Regions from separate parts of the Homo sapiens genome. Here region 2 is linked to region 1. Evidence: chromatin loops called from intact Hi-C (ENCODE). Cell type or tissue: lower leg skin. All regions are shown on one strand. Links, peaks and the distances in the headings refer to the core of each region. The heading gives the core; the rest is flanking DNA.

The links. Hi-C counts contacts between places; a loop is a spot of excess contacts. Peaks named below come from ENCODE experiments on the same cell type or tissue, not always from the same donor. Only the 100,000 strongest peaks of a DNase experiment are listed, where the experiment ranks them.
Region 2: it touches region 1 in a loop (2.1-fold over the local background); 2 of 110 quality-filtered maps call a loop at or near these places.

What each region holds. Positions count from the first base shown.
Region 1 is chr19:49,318,641-49,330,479 of GRCh38, forward strand. SLC6A16 (solute carrier family 6 member 16) reads right to left here and starts at 6,551. Exons shown (of 12, transcript NM_014037.3): 1 at 6,408-6,551. RefSeq lists an enhancer at 7,715-7,864 and a silencer at 8,658-8,809. In lower leg skin, for the core only: no CTCF peak of the experiment used is centred there; no DNase peak of the experiment used is centred there.
Region 2 is chr19:49,238,414-49,250,252 of GRCh38, forward strand. The region is part of intron 2 of LOC107985340 (a long non-coding RNA gene); the gene reads left to right. Among named protein-coding and RNA genes, the nearest start is that of MIR4324, 65 kb to the right of the region's middle. In lower leg skin, for the core only: no CTCF peak of the experiment used is centred there; a DNase peak (open chromatin) is centred at 5,538.

The sequences.
Region 1 (11,839 bases), core at 1,793-9,792:
GTCAAGGACTTAAAAGGAAAACATGAACAGAATGAGGAATATAAGATAGCTAGATAGCTAGCTAGCTAGACAGACAGATAGATATTTTCTCTTTTGAGACAGAGTCTCACTCTGTTGCCCACACTGATCTCAGCTCACTGCAGCCTCTGCCTCCAAGTTTCAAGCAATTCTCCTTCCTCAGCCTCCCAAGTAGCTGGAATTACAGGTGTGCACCACCACAACTGGCTATTTTTTTTTTTTTTTTTTTTTTTTAGTAGAGACAGGGTTTTGCCATGTTGGCCAGGCTGGTCTCGAACTCCTGATCTCATGTGATCCAGCTACCATGGCCTCCCAAAGTGCTGGGATTACAGGCATGAGCCTCCATGCCTAGCCATGATATATTTTAAACATCAAATAGAACTTCTAGAGATGATACAACACCTGAAATGAAAATTTCACTGAAGATTACTGGCAGATTTTAATAAATCAGTGAACTTAAAGATATAGCAATAGAAACAATCCAAAATGAAGCACAAAGAAAAAAAAAAGACTGAAAACAATTACCAGAGCATTAGTGACTGTGAGACAATATCAAATGGCCTAAAATGTGTAACTGGAGGTCCAAAATAAAGGGAGGATGGGAAAATGAAACCAGGCCAATTTTCCAACAAGCCAGATGCCCATAGAACTGAAGCTTGAGAAACTTACATTTGTACAATGAGATGAACCTGCTGTATGTTGACCAAGTACTCTTCTTTACTCCTCCCTAATTCCTTCATATATGTGTGTGTGTATATATATATATTTGTATATACATATAAATACATATACATATACATATGTGTATATGTGTATATGTATATACATATACTTATACATATATGTGTATATGTGTATATGTATATACATATACCTATACGATATATACATATACATATATATATCAAGAAAAGACTCACATAATTGAAAGGATAAAAGGACAGTTCTACAATAATAACTGGAGACTTTAATACCCCACTACGAACAATGGACAGAAGCAGCAGACAGAAGATAAGCAAGGAAATAGAGGACTTAACACAATAAACCAACCAGATCTAACAGATGTATTCAGAACACTCTAGCCAACAGCAGCAGAATACACATTCTTCTCAAGTGCACATGGGACATTTTCCAGGAGAGACCACAAATTTGTAGGCCACAAATTTCCTTTTTTTCTCAATAGAATTAGAATGATAAATATCATACAAAATATCTTCTCCAGCCACAATAGGATGAAGTTAGAAATGAATCACAAAAGTAAAATTGAAAATTTTACAAATTTGTAGAAATTAAACAACACACTCTTAAACAACCAATGGATCAAAGAATAAACTACAAGGGGAGTTAGAAAATACTTACAGATAAATGAAAACGAAAACACACATACTAAAATTTATGGGAGGCAACAAAAGCAATGCCAAGGGGGAAATTTATAACTATCAATGGTTACATTAAAAAACAAAAAAGAGGCCGGATGCAGTGGCTCACGCCTGTAATCCCAGCACTTTGGGAGGCTGAGGTGGGTGGATCATTTGAGGTCAGGAGTTCAAGACCAGCTTGACCTACATAGTGAAACCCCATCTCTATTAAAATACAAAAATTAGCTAGGCATGGTGGTGGGCGCCTGTAATCCCAGCTACTCAGGAGGCTGAGGCAGGAGAATCGCTTGAACCTAGGAGGCGGAGGTTGCAGTGAGCCGAGATCACACCACTGCACTCCAGCCTGGGCAACAGAGCAAGACTCCCTCTAAAAACAAACAAACAAACAAACAAAAAAAAACCAGATCTTGAATCAATAACCTAACTCTAAAACTTAAGAAACTAGAAAAGCAAACTAAACCCAAAGCTAGCAGAAGAAAATAATAAAAATTAAAGCAGAAATGAATAGAGAATAGAAAAACAATAGAGAAGCCAAAAGTTGTTTCTTTAAAAATATCAACAAAATTGACAAACCTTTAACTAGATGTACTAAGAAAAAAAGAGAAGACTCAAATGATTAAAACCAGAAATGAAAATGGGGACATTATTACCAATTCTACAGAAATAGAAGGATTATAAGAGAGTACTATGAACTTATGAACAACTGTACACCAATAAACTGGATAACCTAGATTAAATGGACAAATTCCTAGAAATACAAATCTACTAAGACTAAATCACAAACAGAAAATCTGAATAGATCTATAACTAGTAAGGAGATTGAATTGGTAATCAAAAATCTCTCAACAAAGAAAAGCTCTGGACCTGATGGCTTCATGGGTGAATTCTACTAAACCTTTAATGAATTAATATCAATCCTTCTCAAACTTTTCCAAAAAATTGGAGAGGAGGGAACACTTCCTCATTCATCCTATAAGGCCAACATTGCCCTAATACCAGAGCCATACAAAGACATTATAAGAAAAGAACACTACAGACCTATATTCATTATGAACTTTGATGCAAAAATCCTCAAAAAAAATACTACCAAACCTAATTCAGCAGCATATTAAAAGGATTATATACCATGACCAAGTGGGATTTATTCCTGGAATGCAAGGATGGTTCTGCATACAAAAATCAATCAATATAATATACCACATTAACAAAATGAAAGAAAAATAATGATTCTCTCAACTGATGCAGAAAAAACATTTGACAAAACTCAATACCCTTTCATGATAAAAAAAAAAAAAAAAACTCAACAATCTAGGAGTTAAAGGAAAATACGGCTGGGCATGGTGACTCATGCCTGTAATCCCAACACTTTGGGAGGCCTGATGACCACTTGAACCCAGGAGTTCAAGACCAGCCTGGGGCCAGGTGCAGTGGCTCACATCTGTAATCCCAGCACTTTGGGAGGCCAAGGCGGGTGGATCACCTGAGGTCAGGAGTTCAAGACCAGCCTGGCTAACATGGTGAAACCTGATCTCTACTAAAAATACAAAAATTAGTCAGATGTGGTGGTGTGCACCTGTAGTCCCAGCTACTTGGGAGGCTAAGGCTGGAGAATCGCTTGAACCTGGGAGGCAGAGGTTGCAGTGAGCCAAGATCATACCACTGCACTCCAGCCTGGGTGACAGAGCAAGACTCCATCTCAAAAACAAACAAACAAACAAACAAACAAAATTTTTAATTACCTGGGTGTGTTGATGTACTTCTGTAGTCCTAGCTACTCATGAGGCTGAGATGGGAGAATCACTTCAGCCCAGGAGGTCAACGCTACAGTGAGCCATGATGACACCACTACACTCCAGCCTGGGTCACAAAGTGACACCATGTCTCAGCAAAAAAAAAAAAAGGAAAATATCCCAACATAATAGCCATATACGAAAAACTCACAGCAAATGTCATACTTAATGATAAAAGACTGTAAGCTTTTCCTCTAAGATTAGAAACAAGCGTAGAATGTCTAATTTTGCCACTTTTATTCAACATAGTACTGGAAGTCCTAGCCAGAGAAATTAGGCAAAAATATAAATAAATAAAAGGAAACCAAACTAGAAAGATTATATGATCTTATACGTAGAAAATCCTAAAATTTTCACCAAAAAAATTTTTGAGCTAATAAATGAATTCAGCAAAGTAGCAGGATACAAAGTCAACAATCAAAACTCAGTTGCATTTTTATACACTAACAATGAACAATCTGAAAAGAAAATTATGAAAACAATTCCATTTGTAATAGCATCAGAAAGAATAAAATACTTAAGAATTAACTTGGCTGGGCACGGTGGCTCAAGCCTGTAATCCCAGCACTTTGGGAGGCCAAAGTGGGCAGATCACCTGAGGTCAGGAGTTCGAGACCAGCCTGACGAACATGGAGAAAACCCGTTTCCATTACCAAGTTACCCAGGCATGGTGGCACATGCCTGTAATCCCAGCTACTCAGGAGGCTGAGGCAGGAGAATCACTTGAACCTGGGAGGCAGAGGTTGCAGTGAGCCGAGATTGCACCATTGCACTCCAACCTGGGCAACAAGAGTGAAACTCCATCTCAAAAAAAAAAAAAAAAAGAATTAACCAAGAAGGTGAAAGACATGTACAAAGAAAACTACAAAACATTGCTGAAAAAAATTAAAGGAGACATAAATAAATGGAAAAATATCCCATGTTCATGGGTTGGAAGACAACACTGTTAAGATGTCAGTATTACCCAAAGCAATCTACAGAATTAGTAGCTTTTTTTTTTTTTTTTTTTTTTTTTTTTTTTTTTTTTTTTTTTTTGCAGAAATAGAAAAACACGTCCTAAAACTAACATGAAATCTCAAGGGACCCTGAACAGCCAAAATAATCTTGAAAAAGAAGAAAAACGCTGGTGTACTCACATTTCCTGATTTCAAAACATATTACAAAGCTATAGTAATCAAAATAGTGTGTTACTCACATAAAGATACAGACCAAGGGAACAGAATAGAGGGCCCAGAAACAATGTATGGAAAAATGATTTTTTACAAGGGTGCCAAGACTACTCAATGAGTAAAGGACAGTCTTTTCAACAAATGGTGCTGGGAAAACTGGATTATGTACAGGCAAAAGAGTAAAGATGGACTCTTACCTAACACCACATACAAATACACAAAATAAATCAAAGACCTAAATGTAACACTTAAAATTATAAAATTCTTAGAATAAAACATACGACAAAAGCTTCATGATAGTGGATCTGCAATGAATTCTTGGATATGATACCAAAGGCAAAAGCAACAAAAGAAGAAACAAACAGGATTTCATTAAAATGTTTTAAATTTGTGCATCAAGAGACACTATCAAAGGGGTGAAAAGATAACCCACAGAATGGGAGGAAATATCTGAAAATCATATGTATAATAAGAGATTAATATTCAGAATATATAGAGAACTCGTAAAACTCAACAACAAAGAAACAAACAACACAATTCAAAAATGGGCAAAAGACTTAAATAGACATTTCTCCAAGGAAGATATACCAATCTCCAAGAAGTACATGAAAAGATGTTCAACGTCACTAATCATTAAGGAAATGCAAATGAAAACTACAATGAGATAATACCTCGCATCCATTAGGATGGCTAATATAAAAAGGCAGAAAATAAGAAGTGTTGGTGAGGATGTGGAGAAATTGGAATCCTTGTGCCTTGCTGGTCAGAATGTAAAATGGTGCAACCACCATGGAAAACACTATGGTGGTTCCTCAAAAACTTAAAAATAGAATTACCATATGATCCAGCAATTCCACTTCTGGGTATACACCCAAAATAAGTGAAAACCAAGCCTCCAGTGGCTCAGCCTGTAATCCCAGCTCTTTGAAAGGCTGAGGTGGAAGGATTGCTTGAGCCCAGAAGTTCGAGGCTGTAGTGAGAGGTGATCATGCCACTGGACTCCAGCCTGGGAGACAGAGAGAGACCCTGTCTCTTAAAAATAATAATAATAGGCTGGGCACGGGGGTTCACACCTGTAATCTCAGCACTTTAGGAAGCTGAGGCGGGTGGATCGGCTGAGGTCAGGAGCTCGAGACCAGCCAGGCCAACACAGTGAAACCCCGTTTCTACTAAAAATACAAAAAATTAGCTGGGGGTGGTGGCGCACGCCTATAGTCCCAGCTACTTGGGAGGCTGAGGCAGGAGAATCGCTTGAACCTGGGAAGCAGAGGTTGCAGTGAGCTGAGATCGTGCCACTGCACTCCAGCCTGGGTGACAGAGTGGGACTCCATCTCAAATAAATAAATAAATAAAAAATAATAGATTCATGTTTCTTAAACACATTCTAGAACAGTTGTCCTTAAAAGCAAGCTTTACGGAAGGGAGAGAACTGAGTTTTGGCCAGCTGGCCACTTCCAACATCCATAAAGCCCCTTGAGCCCCAGGCGGACTCCTCTTCCCATATGGGTGCAACCCTCCATGGTGCCCCTACACCGTCATCCCAAGCAACTCCTAGGCTCATGCCCTGTGGGGAGTGCTCAGGATCCCCCAGAAATGCCCATTCCCCTCACATTACCTCCTTCCCTGGAACTATAACCTCCAGAAAAGGAAAATAAGGAGCTGGTGTCCCATTTCTGCAAAAAGCAGAAAATAACTGCCCTAACAGACCAGTGATGGGGCTAGACCCGGGTTTCTGCCACTCGGGCACTTGACACTGATGGCTTTCCCCAAAGGCAGGGACTGATGGCCGAATCCTGTCAAGGAATTGGCTCAAACTCGGACTGGATGAGTGAGGAGAGCCGAAGACAGTTTCCTCTGTCCTACGTGGGGGGTAAAGGAGGGACCCCTTTGATCCCTCAGCTCCACAGAGCCCAGGGCAACCAGGAGGCTCCCAGCCAGTCACCTGTCACCCGTCAGTGGAGCCCAGTGGGCCCGGGCCTCGAAAATGGCGCCCAGCCCCACACACCCCAGATGTGGGAACATTTTAGGGCTCCCTGGGCCGTGACCCTCACCCTAGCCCCAAGGCTTCTGCCAGGTTCTTCAGTCCAGCCAGTCGGACAAAAATGAGGGTGAAGAAGCCCCAGCTGAGAAGCCTAGCAATCTCCTCAGGCCCCTTCAGGCGTCGACAGATCGGTTTGGGCGACACCCCTCGATCTGCCTGGCGCGCGGCCTTTCCCGCCGATTCTCTGCGCATGCGCCGCCGCGCCCCCTCACTCTTTCCCTACAGCTGTAGCAAACACTGTAACCACTTCGCCCTCCCCAACTCCCTGCTCTCTCCCCACACGCACGCACGTGTGCACATCCTCTGACTGCTCACGCGCCACTCCCTTCCCCACCGCACCCCACCCCGACACCCACGATGCCACGCTTCAGGCGGGGCTCTAAGACAAGGCCTTTCTCTGGCACATGCACTTTGCTTCCACTTCATGTAAGGAAGAAGAGGGTAGGAAGTGGGAGAATCGTCTCATTCATTCCTTCTAGCCTTCAAACCTTTCGCATTTACTTAAAGATCGCCTACTAGAAACCAAACCTTAAATATGCGTCCAACAAGGCAGACAGGGACGTTGCCTTAAGAGAGCTCAGAAGCCTACTAGGGCTGCAGACAAGAATTAAAAACTCAAAGATTTACTTAGGTCATCCGTTCTCATACTTTCCGGTCTCTTAAGAATTATTAAGGACTCCAATAATTTATGAGTTACATTTATATGGGTTGTATGTTTATGTGAGTTGTATCTATCAATATTAAAATAAATTTCTAAAATAGTCATTGTTTAAAAATTCATTATGTGTCAAAATAACATTTTTATTTAAAATAACTATAATTTCTACTCCAAAAGAAATTTTGGCGCTGGGCGCGGTGGCTGACGCCTGTAATCCCAGCACTTTGGGAGGCCAAGGCGGGTGGATCACGAGGTCAGGAGTTCGAGACTAGCTTGGCCAACATGATGAAACCCCGTCTCTACTAAAAGTCAAAAAAAAAAAAAATTAGCCGGGCGTGGTGGCACACACCTGTAATCCCAGCTACTCGGGAGCCTGAGGCAGGAGAATCGTTGGAACCCAGGAGGCAGAGGTTGCAATGAGCCGAGATTTTGCCACTGCACTCCAGCCTAGACAACAGAGCAAGACTCCGTCTCAAAAAAAAAAAGGAAAAAAAAGAAAAAATTTGGGGAGAAGAATGGCATCATTTTACATTTTTGCAAATCTCTCTAATGTCTGGCTTCATAGAAGACAGCTGGATTCTCATATCTGCTTCTGCACTGAGTGTGTCAAAATAGCTCATGTCTTGTAGCTTCTGGCAAACATCACTATATTCAAAGAGGAAATGAAAGTGAAAGGCAAATAATATCTTAGTAGTATTATGAAAATAATGTTCACCTCATGGACCCCCAAAAGTGTTTCAAGAGCCCCCAGGAGTCCCTGAGCCACACTTTGAGAATGAAAGGCTTAAATTGTTATGATTGAACAAAGAGATGAAGAGGAAATTTTGGGGGTGCTGTAAGAATTCATCACAATCTTTGGGAATCATTCAATCTTTCAACACGTATTTATCGAGAGTCTACTAAATGCTAGGAACTGGGAATAGTGTAGAGAACAAAACAGACCCCATTCCTGCCCTCGTTTTGCTTCACACAACAAGAAAACAGATATATGATGAATCTCAAATAATTACATGATTATAAATTGTATTAAGTGCTATGACAGGCCGGGCATGGTGGCTCACGCCTGTAATCCCAGCACTTTGGGAGGCCAAGGTGGGCGGATCACATGAGGCCAGGAGTTCAAGACCAGCCTGGCCAACATGGTGAAACCCCATCTCTACTAAAAATACAAAAACGAGCCAGGTGTGGTGGTGCACGCCTGTAATCCCAGCTACTCGGGTGGCTGAGGCACAAGAATCACTTAAAACCATGAGGCAGAAGTTGCAGTAAGCCAAGATCACACTACTACACTCCAGCCTGGGTGATGGGGTAAGACCCTGTCTCAAGGAAAAAAAAAAAAGTGCTGCGACAGAAAAGGGCCACAGACCTATTTATTTCTATCGAATTTTTTTTTTTTTTGAGACAATCTCACTTTGTCACCCAGGCTGAAGTGCAGTGGCATAATCTCGGCTCACTGCAACCTCTGCCTCCCGGGTTCAAGCAATTCTCCCTGCCTCAGCCTTCCGAGTAGCTGGGGTTGCAGGTGCCTGCCATTACGCCTGGTTAATTTTCATATTTTTAGTAGAGTCAGGGTTTAGTAGAGTCAGCCTGCCATGTTGGCCAGGCTGGTCTTGAACTCCTGACCTCAGGTGATCCGCCCGCCTCAGCCTCCCAAAGTGCTGGGATTACAGGCGTGAGCCACTGCGCCCGGCCCATAGACCTAATTTAGAAGGAGGATTTCTCTAAGGAAATAACACTGGAGTTGAGGCTTAAAGGATTATTTGCTAGGTGAAAAATGTGTGTGAACATCTCAAGCCTTGAGGCTGTGCAAAGGCCCTGAGGCAGGGCAAACTGTGTGTTCAAGGCACCAGGAAAAGTCTCAGTCGGTCAATAAATATTTATTGAATGATGTGCCCCACACTGTCCTAGACCCCTGGGATATAGTTATGAAAAAGATTTTACGTTCCAGTTGCACAAAGAAAGTAAATGCCTAAATAGAAAGAATTTCAGAGAGTAAGAGTGCTGATAGGGAGTTACTTTAGACAGGGTAGTCAAGAAGGACTCTTGGGGAAAGTGATATTTCAGCAGAGAGCTGAAGGAAGGGAGCCTTGTGAACAGCATAGGGAAGAACATTCCAGGCAAAGAAAATGGCAACAGCAAAAGCCTTGAGGCAAGAAGTACACTTGATGGGTTCTGGAAATGGCAAAGAGTCTGATATGAATGGATCCCAGTGATTGAGGAAAGGGTAGCAACAGATCAGATCAGAGCAGTGGCAGGGGCCAGAGTATTATTTGGAGGCCCTTATAGGTCATGGTCGGAATTTTTTTCTTTTTTTTCTGGGTGAGATGAAAGCTATTTGAGGGTTCTGAGTCAAGGAGTGACTTTCATTTTAATGGCAGGCTCCCCCTGGCTTCTGGGCAGAGAATAGCATGTATGGGTGTATTCCTCTGTTTTCACACTGCTGTAAAGAACTGCTCAAGACTGGGTAATTTACGAAGAAAAGAGGTTTAATTGACTCACAGTTCAGCTTGGCTGGGGAGGCCTCAGGAAACTTACAATCATGGCAGAAGGCAAAGGGGAAAAAAGGCACCTTCTTCACAAGCAAAGGAGGGAAGAGCCCCTTATAAAACCATCAGATCTCATGAGAACTCACTCACTATCACAAAAACAGCCTGGGGAAACCACCCCCATGATTCAGTTACCTCCACCTGGTCTCTCCTTTGACACATGGGGATTATGAAGATTATAATTCAAGATGAGATTTTGGGTGGGGACACAGCCAAATCATAGCAATGGGCTAAAGATAGAAGCAGAGAGCCCAGTGAGGAGGAAATCTCTAGTCCAGGCAAGTGATGGTGTTGATTAGATCTGGGTAATAGCAATGGAGATGGTGAAAAGTGGTCAAATTCTGGATCTATTTCAAGAATAGAGCCGACATGATGTGTTGATGGATTGTGTGGTGGTTTTAAAATACGTCTGCAAATTCTTCAACACTTTGAAAGATAAAGTCTATTTCCCCAATCTTTGAGTGCAGGCTCTCCTTAGCAACTGGCTTCCAATGAACATAAGTAATGGTGGGGAACTTCAGGACTAGGTCATAAAAAGCATTGCTGTTTCTTACTTGCCCATTCCCTTCAACTGATTTCTGTAAAGGAAGCCAGTCACCATACGGTGAGGACACTCAAGCAATCTGTGAAGAGATCCATATAAGAGAAGAGCTGAAATTTCCTGCCAGCAACCAGCACCAGGTGAGTGAACCATGGTGAAGTGGATCCTCCAGCCGTAGTTAAATCTCCAGATGACTACAGCCCCAGCCAACATCTTGACTGCAACCTCATAAAACACTGTGAGCAGAAATCATCCAACTAAGCTGCTCCCAGATTCCTGACCCACAAAAACTACAGTAGGTAAGAAATGTTTATTGTGTTTTTTTTTTGAGATAGAGTCCTGCTCTGTTGCCCAGGCTGCAGTGCAGTGGTGCGATCTCAGCTCACCACAACCTCCGCCTCCCAGGTTCAAGCAATTCTCCTGCCTCAGCCTCCCGAGTAGCTGGGACTACAGGTGGGACCACATCCAGCTAATTTTTGTATTTTTAGTAGAGACGGGGTTTCACTATGTTGGTCAGGCTGGTCTCGAACTCCTGACCTCGTAATCTGCCTGCCTCAGCCTCCCAAAGTGCTGGGATTACAGTGAGCCACCGCTCCTGGCCTAAGAAATGTTTATTGTTTTAAACTGCTAAATTTGGGGTAATTTGTTACAGAGCATTAGAAAACTAATGGTGATTAGGTTTGGGGTCTGAGAGAAAGAGAGGAATCAAGAATGACTCAGCCGGGAGCGGTGGCTTGCACCTGTAGTCCCAGCACTTTGCAAGGGCGAGGTGGGAGGATTGCTTGAGGCTAGGAGTTTGATAGTAGGATACTAGCCTGGGCAACATAGCAAGGCCTTGTCTTTTTTTTTTTTTTTTTTTTTTTTTGAGACAGTCTAGTCTCGCTCTGTCGCCCAGGCTGGAGTGCAGTGGTGCGATCTCCACTCACTGCAAGCTCTGCCTCCCAGGTTCACACCATTCTCCTGCCTCAGCCTCCCGAATAGCTGGGACTACAGGCGCCCGCCACTACGCCTGGCTAATTTTTTGTATTTTTAGTAGAGACGGGGGTTTCACTGTGTTAGCCAGGATGGTCTCGATCTCCTGAACTCGTGATCCGCCCGCCTCGGCCTCCCAAAGTGCTGGGATTACAGGCGTGAGCCACCGTGCCCAGCCCGGCCTTGTCTCTTAAAGGAAAGAAAAGTGTTTTTTAATAGCCAGGTGTGGTGGCACGCATCTGTTGTCCCAGCTACTCAGGAGGCTGAGTGGGAAGATCACTTGAGCCCAGGAGATTGAGGCTGCAATGAGTCATGATCGTGCCAGTGCCCTCCCACTTGTGTGACAGAGCAAGACCTCAAAAAAAAAAAAAAGACTCCAAAACTTTGGGCCTGAAGAATTGGAAGATGGAGTGACAATTTACTGAAAAGGAAAGTACTGGAGTGTGCAGGAGGTGGGAGGGAATCAATAGTTTCGTTTTGGGCGTGTTAAGTTTGAGATGTCAATTATACAGCCAAAGGCAGAGGTTAAGTTGTCCTTCACTGCAAGGAGACCTGGGAAATGAATCTTCCTGAGTCCGCAGTTCAGGGGAAAGTTTGAGGCTAGGCATATAAATTGGTAAGTCAACAGTATTGTAGATTGCGATGAACACTATGGCACTGCATGATATCATCTCGTGAGTGAGTGTAGCTAGAAAGGGCTAGGACTCCCCAAATTTTAGAAGCTA
Region 2 (11,839 bases), core at 1,756-9,755, 80 kb before region 1:
GATCCCAGCACCATTTGTTGAATAGTGTGGCCTTTCCCCACTTTGTTTTTGTTTGCTTTGCTTTGACCTTCTTTTCTGTTCTTTTCTTCTTCTTCTTCTTCTTTTTTTTTTGACATGGAGTCTCGCTCTGTCGCCCAGGCTGGAGTGCAGTGGCGCGATCTCAGCTCACTGCAAGCTCCACCTCCCGGGTTCATGCCATTCTCCTGCCTCAGCCTCCGAAGTAGCTGGGACTACAGGTGTCCACCACCACGCCCAACTAATATTTTGTATTTTTAGTAGAGACGGGGTTCCACTGTGTTAGCCAGGATGGTCTTGATCTCCTGACCTCGTGATCCGCCCACCTCAGCCTCCCAAAGTGCTGGGATTACAGGCGTGAGCCACCGCGCCCAGCCCAGGTTTGTTCCATAGGTATACATTTGCCATGGTGGTTTGCTGTACCCATCAATCTGTCATCTACGTTAGGTATTTCTCCTAATGCTATCCCTCCCCTTGCCCCCACCCCTGACAGGCCCCAGTGTGTGGTGTTCTCCTCCTGTGTCCATGTGTTCTCATTGTTCAACTCCCACTTTTGAGTGAGAACATGTGGTGTTTGGTTTTCCGTTCCTGTGTTACTTTGCTGAGAATGATGGTTTCCAGCTTCATCCATGTCCCTGCAAAGGACATGAACTCATCCTTTTTTATGGTTGCATAGTATTCCATGGTATATATGTGCTACATTTTCTTTATCCAGTCTACCATCGGTGGGCATTTTGCTTGGTTCCAAGTCTTTGCTATTGTTAATACTGCTGCAAGAAACACACGTGTACATGTGTCTTTATAGCAGAATGATTTATAACCCTTTGGGCATATACCCAGCAATGAAATTGCTGGGTCAAATGGATATACCATAATTCTTAAGGGCCCTAGCTTTTTTCTTTTTAAGATGGAGTCTCACTCTGTTGTCCAGGCTGGAGTGCTGTGGTGTGATCCTGGTTCACTGCAACCTCCGCCTCCGGGGTTCAAGTGATTCTCCTGCCTCAGCCTCCCAAGTAGCTCAGATTACAGGTGCCCACCACCAAGCCTGGCTAATTTTTGTATTTTTAGTAGAGAACGGGTTTCACCATGTTGACCAGGCTGGTCTCGAACTCCTAACCTCAAGTGATCAGCTCACCTTGGCCTCCCAAAGTGCTGGGAATACAGGTGTGTGCTACTGTGCCCAGCTGCCCTAGCATTTTTGAAATTATAGATGAGTATTGCCTTTATTTATTTATTTATTTATTTATTTATTTATTTATTTGAGACAGAGTCTTGCTCTGTCACCCAGGCTGGGGTGCAGTGGCTCAATCTTGGCTCACTGCAACCTCTGCCTCCTGAGTTCAAGCAATCCTCTTGCCTCAGCCTCCTGAGTAGCTGGGATTACGGGTGTGTACCACTCGGCTAATTTTTGTATTTTTAGTAGACACAGGGTTTCACCATGTTGGCCAGGCTGGTCTCAAACTCCTGACCTCAAGTGATCTGCCCACTTTGGCCTTCCAAAGTGCTAGGATTACAGGCATGAGCCATCGCGTCCGGCCGAGCATTGCCTTTAACTTAAAGTCACCAGCTGCATTCGCCTCTAACAAGAAAGCCCACCTGTCCTTTGAAGCTTTGAAGCCAGTCATTGATTTCTCTATAGCTATGAAAGTCCTACATGGCATCTTCTTCCAGTAGAAGGCCTTTTGTCTCCATTGAAAATCTGTTGTTTAGTGCAACCACCTTCATCAATGATCTTAGCTAGATCTCCTGGATAACTTGCTGCAGCTTCTCCATCAGGACTTGGTGCTTCACCTTGCACCTTTTTTTTTTTTGAGATGGAGTCTCACTTTTGTTGCCCAGGTTGGAGTGCAATGGTGCGATCTTGGCTCACTGAAACCTCTGCCTCCCGGGTTCAAGTGATTCTCCTGCCTCAGCCTCCTGAGTAGCTGGGATTACAGGTTCCCGCCACCACCCATGCCTAATTTTTTTTCTTTTTGTAATTTTAATAGAGACAGGGTTTTGCAACGTTGGCCAGTCTGGCCTCGAACTCCTGATCTCAGGTGATCCTCTCGCCTCAGCCTCCCAAAGGGCTGGGATTACAGGCATGAGCCACCGTGCCCAGCCACCTTGCACTTTTCTTTACGGAGATGGCTACTTTCCTTAAACCTCATGAACCAACCTCTCCTGGCTTCAGGCTTTTCTTCTGCAGCTTCCTCCTCTCAGCCCTCATAGAACTGAAAAGTGTTAAGGCTTTGCTCTGGATTAGGCTTTGGCTTAAGGGTTTTACCTTCTGTCCAGACAACACTTTCTCCATATCGGTAATAAGGCTGTTTGACTTCTTATTTTTTATTGATTGATTGAGACAGAGTCTCGCTCTGTTGCCCAGGCTGGAGTGCAGTAGCACACAATCTCAGCTCGCTGCAACCTCCACCTCCCAGGTTCAAGCAATTCTCCTTCCTCAGCCTCCTGAGTAGCTGGGACTACAAGTGTGCGCTACCACACCAGCTAATTTTTGTATTTTTCGTAGAGATGGGGTTTCACCATGTTGGTCAGGCTGGTCTTGAACTCTTGTCCTCAAGTGATCCACCCGTCTCAGCCTCCCAAAGCACTGAGATTACAGGTGTGAGCCACTGCATGCGGCCACTCCTTAGTTTTGTGTTCACTGGAGTAGTACTTTTGATATCTTTCAACTTTTCCTTTGCATTCACAACTTAGCTAACTGGTGCAAGAAGCCTAGCTTTTGGCCTGTCTTATCTTTTGATGAGCCTTCCTCATAATCATTTCTAGCTTTTGATTTAAAGTGAGAGATGTGTGACTCTTCCTTTCACTTGAACACTGCGAGGCCATTGTAGGGTTATTAACTGACCTAATGTCAATATTGTGTGTCTCAGGGAATAGGTAGGCCCAAGGAGAGAAAGAGATGGGGGAATGGCCGGTGGGTGGAGAAGTCAGAACACACGCAACATTTATTAAGTTTGCCATTTTATATGGGCATAGTTTGTGGTGGCCCCAGTGACAATAGAAACATCAAAGGCCACTGATCACAGATCACCATCACAGATGGAAGAATAATAATGAGGCCGGTGCGGTGGTTCACGCCTGTAATCTCAGCACTTTGGGAGGCCAAGGCAGGTGGATCACAATGTCAGGAGTTCGAGACCAGCCTGGCCAACATGGTGAAACCCCGTCTGTACTAAAAATACAAAAATTAGCAGAGCATGGTGGTGGGCACCTGAAATCCCAGCTACTCGGGAGGCTGAGACAGGAGAATCGTTTGAACCCAGAGGCGGAGGTTGCAGTGAGCCAAGATCACAAAATTGCCCTGCAGCCAGGGCACAGGGTGAGACTCTGTCTCAAAAAAAATAATAATAATGAAAAGATTTAAAATTTTATTGTGAGAATTACCAAAATGCAGCCCAGAGACACACAGTGAGCGCATGCCGTTAGAAAAAAATGGTGCTGATAGACTTGCTCAATGCAGGGTTGCCACAAACCTTTGATTTGTTAAAAAAAAAAAAATGCAGTATCTGTGAAGCACAATAAAGCTAAGTGCAATAAAATGAAGAGTGCCCTATAAGAGCTTAGTCACCCTTCACCTCGAGTCCTTGATTGTGATATCTTACCGTGTTTCCTTTATCATCACCGCCTTTCACATTTATTATAACAATACCTATTATGTAGCAGACCCATTTGAGAGTAAGCTGTAGACATGATGCCCCTTTACTCCTAAATACTGCAGTGCGTATTTCCAGAACGGGGACATTCACCTGTGTAACCACAGTGCCATTGAAATCATGAAAGTAACATCGATCTACTTCTATTATCTACAGACCTTATTCGTTTTTCCCAATTATTCCAATATGCTTTTTTTTTTTTTTTTGAGTTGGAGTCTTGCTCTGTCACCCAGGCTGGAGTGCAGTGGCGTGATCTCAGCTCACCAGAACATCTGCCTCCTGGGTTCAAGTGACCCTCGTGCCTCAGCCTCCTGAGTAGCTGGGATGACAGGCATGCGCCACCAGGCCCGTCTAATTATTGTATTTTCTGTAGAGATGAGATTTTGCCATGTTGGCCAGGCTGGTCTCGAACTCCTGACCTCAAGTAATCCGCCTGCCTCTGCCTCCCAAAGTGCTGGGATTACAGATGTGAGGCACTGCGCCTGGCCTAGTCTGTTTTTCTTTTTTCTTTTTCTTTTTTTTGAGACAGTCTCTTGCTCTTGTCACCCAGGCTGGAGTGCAATGGTGTGATCTCAGCTCACTGCAACCTCTGCCTCCTGAGTTCAAGCAATTCTCCTGCCTCAGCCTCCTGAGTAGCTGGGATTACTGGCACCCACGACCACACCCGGCTAATTTGTGTATTTTTAGCAGAGATGCGGTTTCACCACATTGGCCAGGCTAGTCTCAAAGTCCTGACCTCGGGTGATCCCCCCACCTCGGCCTCCCAAAGTGCTGGGATTACGGGCGTGAGCCACCGTGCCCAGCCCCCTGTGAAGTATTAAGAAGGGCACTGGGGCTTCCTGTAGCACTTGGAACAGTGTTCTCAGTGCCCATACGTGTCACCACCCTAATCTCACACAAAAAAGACCTCAGGTGATCCGCCTGCCTCTGCCTCCCAAAGTGCTGGGATTACAGATGTGAGGCACTGCGCCTGGCCTAGTCTGTTTTTCTTTTTTGTTTTCTTTTTTTTTTTTCCACTGGAGCCGGAGCTCAAGTGACTTAGGAAGCATCTCCCACGTTGGATTTTACCTTCCTTCCACCACAGCCCAGGTGATTTGCAGTTCCTGGTGGCTGGTGGTCTGTCCTGGCTCTGAGAGGAGACAAAAGGGGTGGGGGTGAGGGTGGGGAGGGGGTCCCAGCCTCTTCTCTCCCTGCTAGAGTTTAGCCCCACCCCTATTCCACACAGCCGTTCCCCAGGCTGGGACATCCCAGACCCAAAGTCCCTGGAGAGCGAGGGAGGAGGAGGAAGGGGCCCAGGGGGTGGTGGGCCTTTGCCTCTGAGCTCTCAGGGCTCTCTAAATTGGGCTGTAGAATTGGTTACGTTGGGGATGCAGGAAGAAAAATTGACGACTTCTGCTTCTATTTTTTAAACAAAAATAAGCAAAATAAGCTTCACTGATACCGTGTGTAGAATGACAGTAGATCACAACGTAAATTTTCGATGTTTGTTTGCGATGTTTTTTCAGAAAGTTGTTATCTAATAGGGGAGTGTGACAAACGTTTAGAGACTTCTAAGGTAAATAAAAAGGTGTGAGGGGCAGGTGGAGATTTGGGAATTGGTCGGGAACCAGGAAGCTGGCATTGATTTTTTTTTTTTTTCCAAGGCCATGAACTTTGTGGGGATGAAGGGGTCTTTGCCCAGGAAGTCACTGAGCAGTATGGCTTCTAGAAGATGCCTCCCCTGCCCCGAGCTGCCTTAACCCCGTTTGACGTTCAAAGACGCAGGTGATGTCACCCCCTCCCACTGACAACACAGTAAGGTCCAAGTTCTCTGAGGCTTCTTGGGCCGTGGCCCAGGGAAAGCAGGTGACCCACCTCCCAGTGCCGAGTGGGCAAGGAACTCGACCCCGAGTAAGGACCAAGCATGACGGTGAGCTAGAGAGGACCTACATGCCAGGTTCGGTTCTGGGCACGTTACCCTCTATTTTCTTATTTTTATTTATTTAGAGTCTCACTCTGTTGCCCAGGCTGGAGTGTAGTGGGGTGATCTTGGTTCACCACAACCTCCACCTCCCAGGTTCAAGCAATTCTCCTGCCTCAGCCTCCCAAGTAGCTGGGACTACAGGCATGCACCACCACATCTGGCAAATTTTTAAATTTTTTTTAGTAGAGATGGGGTTTCACCCTGTTGGCCAGACTGGTCTTGAACTCCTGACCTCAGGTGATCCGCCTGGCTCGGTCTCCCAAAGTGCTGGGATGATACTGTGCCTGGCCTTGTTTTATTTGTAGAGAGATGAGGTCTCACTCTGTTGCCCAGGCTGGAGTGCAGTGGCGATTCATAGGCATGGTCCTCATGGGCTACAGCCTCAGACTCAAACCTCAGCCTGAGTAGCTAGGACTCCATGGGTGCACTGCGCCGGGCTCAGCACCCCACAGTGGTGAGAGTTGTTACGGTGATTTAGTGTGGCCGTCGGTTACTCAGGTAGACTTGGTTTGTTGTCCTTGACTGCTGCACCGTCCTCCATAGCATGCATTTAAGATCCACATTTTATATTTGATTCCCTAAATAATGAGACAGCTTCTTGTAATCACAAACGTGATCCAAACATGATCACGATGAACCATCCGTTTCTAGGGTTTGTGTGAGAACTTTCCTATGCTTGGGAATGGAGTCACTGGCCCGTAAATCTGTGCTTAATTTTTTTTTTTTTTTTTTTGAGTCCAAGTCTCGCTCTCAGTCTCGCTTTGCCCAGGCTGCAGTGCAATGGCACGGTCTCAGCTCACTGCAACCTCCGTCTCCTGGGTTCAAGCAATTCTCCTGCCCCAGTCTCCTGAGTAGCTGGGATGACAGGTGTCTGCCACCACGCCCGGCTAATTTTTTGTATTTTTAGTAGAGACAGGGTTTCACCATGTGGGCCAGACTGGTCATGAACTCCTGACCTCATGATGCTCCTGCCTCAGCCTCCCAAAGTGCTGGGATTGCAGGTGTGAGCCACCGCGCCCGGCCTACTTCGCTTAATTAAATGCTGCAGACTTTCAGCTGTCTTCTGTTCTGGTTGGAAGCCATCTCAGTCAAAACATGGCAAAACCCCATCTCTACTAAAAATTTAAAAATACCCTGGCTCATTTTGCATTTTTAGTAGAGACGAGGTTTCACCATGTAGGTCAGGCTGGCCTTAAACTCCTGACCTCAGGTGATCCGCCTGCCTCGGCCCTCCCAAAGTGCTGGGATTACAGGTGTGAGCCACCGCACCTGGCCCCCATTGCAGTTTGAGAGGCTTTATATAATAAAGGGCAGAGCACTCAGGAGGCTGCTCCTCTAGGGCTGCAATGGTCCAGCATGATAGCTATTAGGCACACGTGGCTATTTTTCCTTTTTTTTTTTTTTTTTGGAGACAGAGTCTTGCTCTGTCACCCAGCCTGGAGTGCGGTGGCACGATCTCGGCTCACTGCAAGGTCCCGGGTTCACGCCATTCTCCTGCCTCAGCCTCCCGAGTAGCTGGGACTACAGGCACCCGCCACCACACCCGGCTCATTTTTTTGTATTTTTAGTAGAGACGGGGTTTCACTGTGTTAGCCAGGATGGTCTCGATCTCCTGACCCCGTGATCCGCCTGCCTCGGCCTCCCAAAGTGCTGGGATTACAGACATGAGCCAGCGTGCCTGGCCCCGGCTATTTTTTTTTTTCCTTTAGACAGTCTTGCTCTGTCACCCAGGCTGGAGTGCAGGGGCGTGATGACAGCTCACTGCAGCCTTGGCCTCCCGGGCCCAAGCGATCCTCACGCCCAGCATCTTGAGTAGCTGGGACCACAGGCATGTGCCACCATGACCAGCTAATTTTTTTTTTTTTTTTGTAGAGACACGGTCTCCTTATGTTGCCCAGACTAGTCTCAAACCCCTGAGCTCAAGCGATCTTCCTGTCTTGGCCTCCCAACGTGTTGGGATTACAGGCGTGAGCCACCACACCTGGCCAAAACTCAGTTTTTATTGAGCTATAATTTACAGACAACAAGCACAGATACTAAATGTATACTTTAATGAGTTTTGACAAATGACCCCTGTCACCAATGCCCCAATTTCCGTCACTCCAGAGAGTTACTTTGGGTTCCTTTCTCTTCACCCCAGAAGCAATGACTGATTTCCATCACTACATATAAGTCTGACCTGTTCTTGGGTTTCATAGATAATAGATTCACACAATACATAGACATTTGTGTCTGGCCTGTTACATTTAATATAGAACATCTTTGCTAAGCCCGAGGTCATAAAGATATTCTATGTTTTCTTCCGGAAGTTTCTAGTTTTGGCTTTTGAATTTAGGTCTTTGGTTCCTGTTAATTTGGGGTGGGGGTATGGTATGTGGCAGGAATATGTTTATATTTTTCTATATGGCTATACAGTAGTTCTAGCCCTGTTTGTTAAAAAGACTTTCCCTTACCCATTGAATTGCTGTGATATCTTTACTGAACATCAATTGGTCATATGTGTATAGGTGGATTTCTGTTCTGTTCTATTGATCTTTTGGTTTATCTTTAGGCTAATATAACACTGCCCTGACTACTGTAGCTTTATAGTAAATCTTGAAATTCGATAGTATGAGTCTCCAACGTGTTCTTTCTCAAGATTGTTTGGACTACTTTAGGTCTTTTGCATTTTTTTTTTTTTTTTTTTTTTGAGATGGAGTCTTGCTCCATTGCCCAGGCTGGAGTGCAGTGGTGTGATCTCAGGTCATTGCAACCTCCCTGCCTACTGAGTTCAAGCAATTCTCCTGCCTCAGCCTCCTAAGTGAAATTACAGGCACCCGATACCACGCCTGGCTAATTATTTTTTAGTAGAGATGGGGTTTCCTCATGTTGGCCAGGCTGGTCTCAAACTCCTGACCTCAGGTGATCCTCCTGCCTTGGCCTCCCAAAGTGCTGGGATGACCGGCATAAGCCACTACACCCGGCCGGTCCTTTGCATTTTCATGTACATTTTAGAATCAGCTTGTCAATTCCTCAACAAACCTGGCTGAGATCTGAATTGCCATTGTGTTGAATCTGTAGATCAATTTGGGGAGAACTGATATCTTGTTTTTTGAGACAGAGTCTTACTCTGTTACCCATGCAGGAGTGCAGTGGTGCGATCTCGGCTCACTGCAGCCTCTGCCTCGCAGGCTCAAGCGATTCTCCTACCTCAGCCTCCTGAGTAGCTGGGATTACAGGTGTGTACCACCATGCCCAGCTAATTTTTTTGTATTTTTAGTAGAGACAGGGTTTCACCATGTTGGCCAGGCTGGTCTCAAACTGCTGAGCTCAAGTAATCCACCCACCTCGGCCTCCCGAAGTGCTGGGATTACAGGCGTGAGCCACCACGCCCGGCCTACACCAATTCTTTGAATTCATAAACAAATATTTCCATTTATTTAGGTTTTTCTCTCAAAAATACCTTGTAGTTTTCAGTATAGAGATTTTTGAATATCTTTTGTTAAATATAGTCTTAGCATTTGATTTTTGAGGCTATTGTAAATGGTTTTGTTTTTAAAATTTCACTTAACTATGGTTTGTTGCTAGTATGCAGAAATGTGATTATTTTTGTATATTGGCTTTTATTTTTGTGACTTTCCTAAGTGCACTTATTCTAGTAGCTTTTTATTTTTGTAGATTCCCTAGGATTTCCTAATTACATGCTTATGACATCTGTGAATAAAGACAGTTTTACTTCTTCCTAGCCAGTTTCTATGCTTTTTATATCTTTTTCTTGCCTTCTTTCACTGGCTAGGAACTTCACTATAGTGTTGAACAGAAGTGGTGTAAAGGGATTTCCCTTCCCTGTTTTCAGTATTGGGGAAAGTATTCAGTATTTCATCATTTAGTATGATGTTAGCTGTAGCTTTTGTCATTGTTGTTAATATCCTTAACACAATGAATGATTCTCAACCGAGGGTGATTTCCCACCTCTTCCAGGGACATTTGGTAATGTCATATGACTTTTTTTTTTTTTTTTTTTTTTTTTTTTTTGAGACTGAGTCTCGCTCTATCACTCAGGCTGGAGTGCAGTGGCGTGATCTCGGCTCACTGCAAACTCCGCCTCCCGGGTTCACGCCATTCTCCTGCCTCAGCCTCCTGAGTAGCTGGGACTACAGGCGCCCGCCACCACGCCTGGCTAATTTTTTGTATTTTTAGTAGAGACAGGGTTTCACCATGTTAGCCAGGATGGTCTCGATCTCCTGACCTCATGATCCGCCCACCTCGGCCTCCCAAAGTGCTGGTATTACAGGCGTGAGCCACTGCACTTGGCCTGTCATGTGACATTTTTCATTGTCACAAACAGCTGAGTGGGGAGCGTTGATGCTGGCATCTTGAGGGTGAAGGCTAGGAACACTGCCAAGCATTCTAGGATGCACAGCACAGCCTCTCCCCACCCCAGCAAAGAATTTTCTGGGCAAAATCCCCATCATGTTCAGGTAGAGAATCTCTGCCCAGCACATGGAGGAAGTTCTGTTGTATTTCTAGTTTGTTGCAGGTTTTTTTTCCTCCAATAATAGGTGTTGAATTTTGTCAAATGGTTCTTCCCTTTAATCTATTAATGTAATAAGTTACATTAATTTCTGGGATAAAACCACTTGCTTATACTGTATCCACTTTGTTTGTGGATTAAATTTGCTAATATACTTTGAGACAGTCTCTCGTTCTGTCGCCCAGGCTGGAGGGCGTGATCTTAGCTCACTGCAACCTCCGCCTCCTGGGTTCAAGCTATTCTCCTGCCTCAGCCTCCCGAGTAGCTGGGATTATAGGCGCCTGCCACCACGCCCGGCTAATTTTTATATTTTTAGTAGAGATGGGGTTTCATCATGTTAGCCAGGCTGGTCTCAAACTCCTGACCTGAAGTGATCCACCCACCTCCCAAAGTGCTGTGATTACAGGCACAAGCCACTGCGCCTGGCCAAATTTAACTTTTAAACTCAGAAATGGGGCTATTTAGATTTTCTACTTGCATCAGTCTTTGTAATTTGTACCTTGCAAGGTGTTTAAGTTGAACTTATAGGTATAATTTTGATCATAATATTCCATTATTATTTTGATGTCATCAAGATCTATGATGGTGCTCCTTTTGTTTTAGAGTCTCTGTTGTGCAGGCTGGGTCACCGCAGCCTCCACCTCCTGGCTTCAAGCGATTCTCTTGCCTCAGCCTCCTGAGTAGCTGGGATTACAGGCACATGCCACCACACCTAGCTAATTTTTATATTTTTAGTAGAGATGAGATTTTGCCATGTTGGCCAGGTGGGTCTCAAACTCCTGACCTCAAGTGATCCGCCTGCCTCATTCTCCCAAAGTGCTGGGATTACAGGTGTGCGCCACTGTGCCTGGCCAATTCCCTGTATTTTAAATGTTTTTTTTTTTTCTATCTTTTCCACCAGCTACTGAAAAGAAAGTGTTATCCAACTATGATTATGAATTTATGTGTTTCTTGCTGGAGTTCTGAAAATTTTTATCTATTTTGAAACTGTTATGAGCTGCATAAACATTTATATAATTCTGGCTTCCTGCTGAATTGGCTCATTTATCATTATGAAATCCTCTTCCTAATCTGTAGTGTTACTTGCTTGACTTCGATGTTAATGTTACCACACTAGCTTTCTCATTGGTTTGCATGGTATGTTTTTCCATTCCTTTTTTTTTTTTTTTTTGAGACGGAGTTTCGCTCTTGTTGCCCAGGCTGGAGTGCAGTGGCACGATCTTGGCTGACTACAACCTCTGCCTCCCGGGTTCAAGCAATTCTCCTGCCTCAGCCTCCCAAGTGGCTGGGATTACAGGCATGTGCCACCACACCTGGCTAATTTTTTGTATTTTTAGTAGAGACAGGGTTTCACCATGTTAGCCAGGCTGGTCTCGAACTCCTGACCTCAGGTGATCCATCTGCCTTGGCCTCCTAAAGTGCTGGGATTACAGGCATGAGCCACCGTGCCTGGCCCCATTCTTACTTTAACCTGTGTCTTTATGAAGGGCATCTCTTGAAAACAGCCTGTGGTTGAGTCCTACATTATTTAGGTTGATAATTGCTGCCCTGCTTCTCTCCCCTCTCCCTCTGAAACTCCAATTATACATATATTAGTCTCACAGGTCGCTGATACTATGTTTAGCTTTTCTTAATTCTTTTTCTCTTTCTGCTTCACTTTAATTTCTATGTAGCTATCTTCAAGCTGATCCTCTC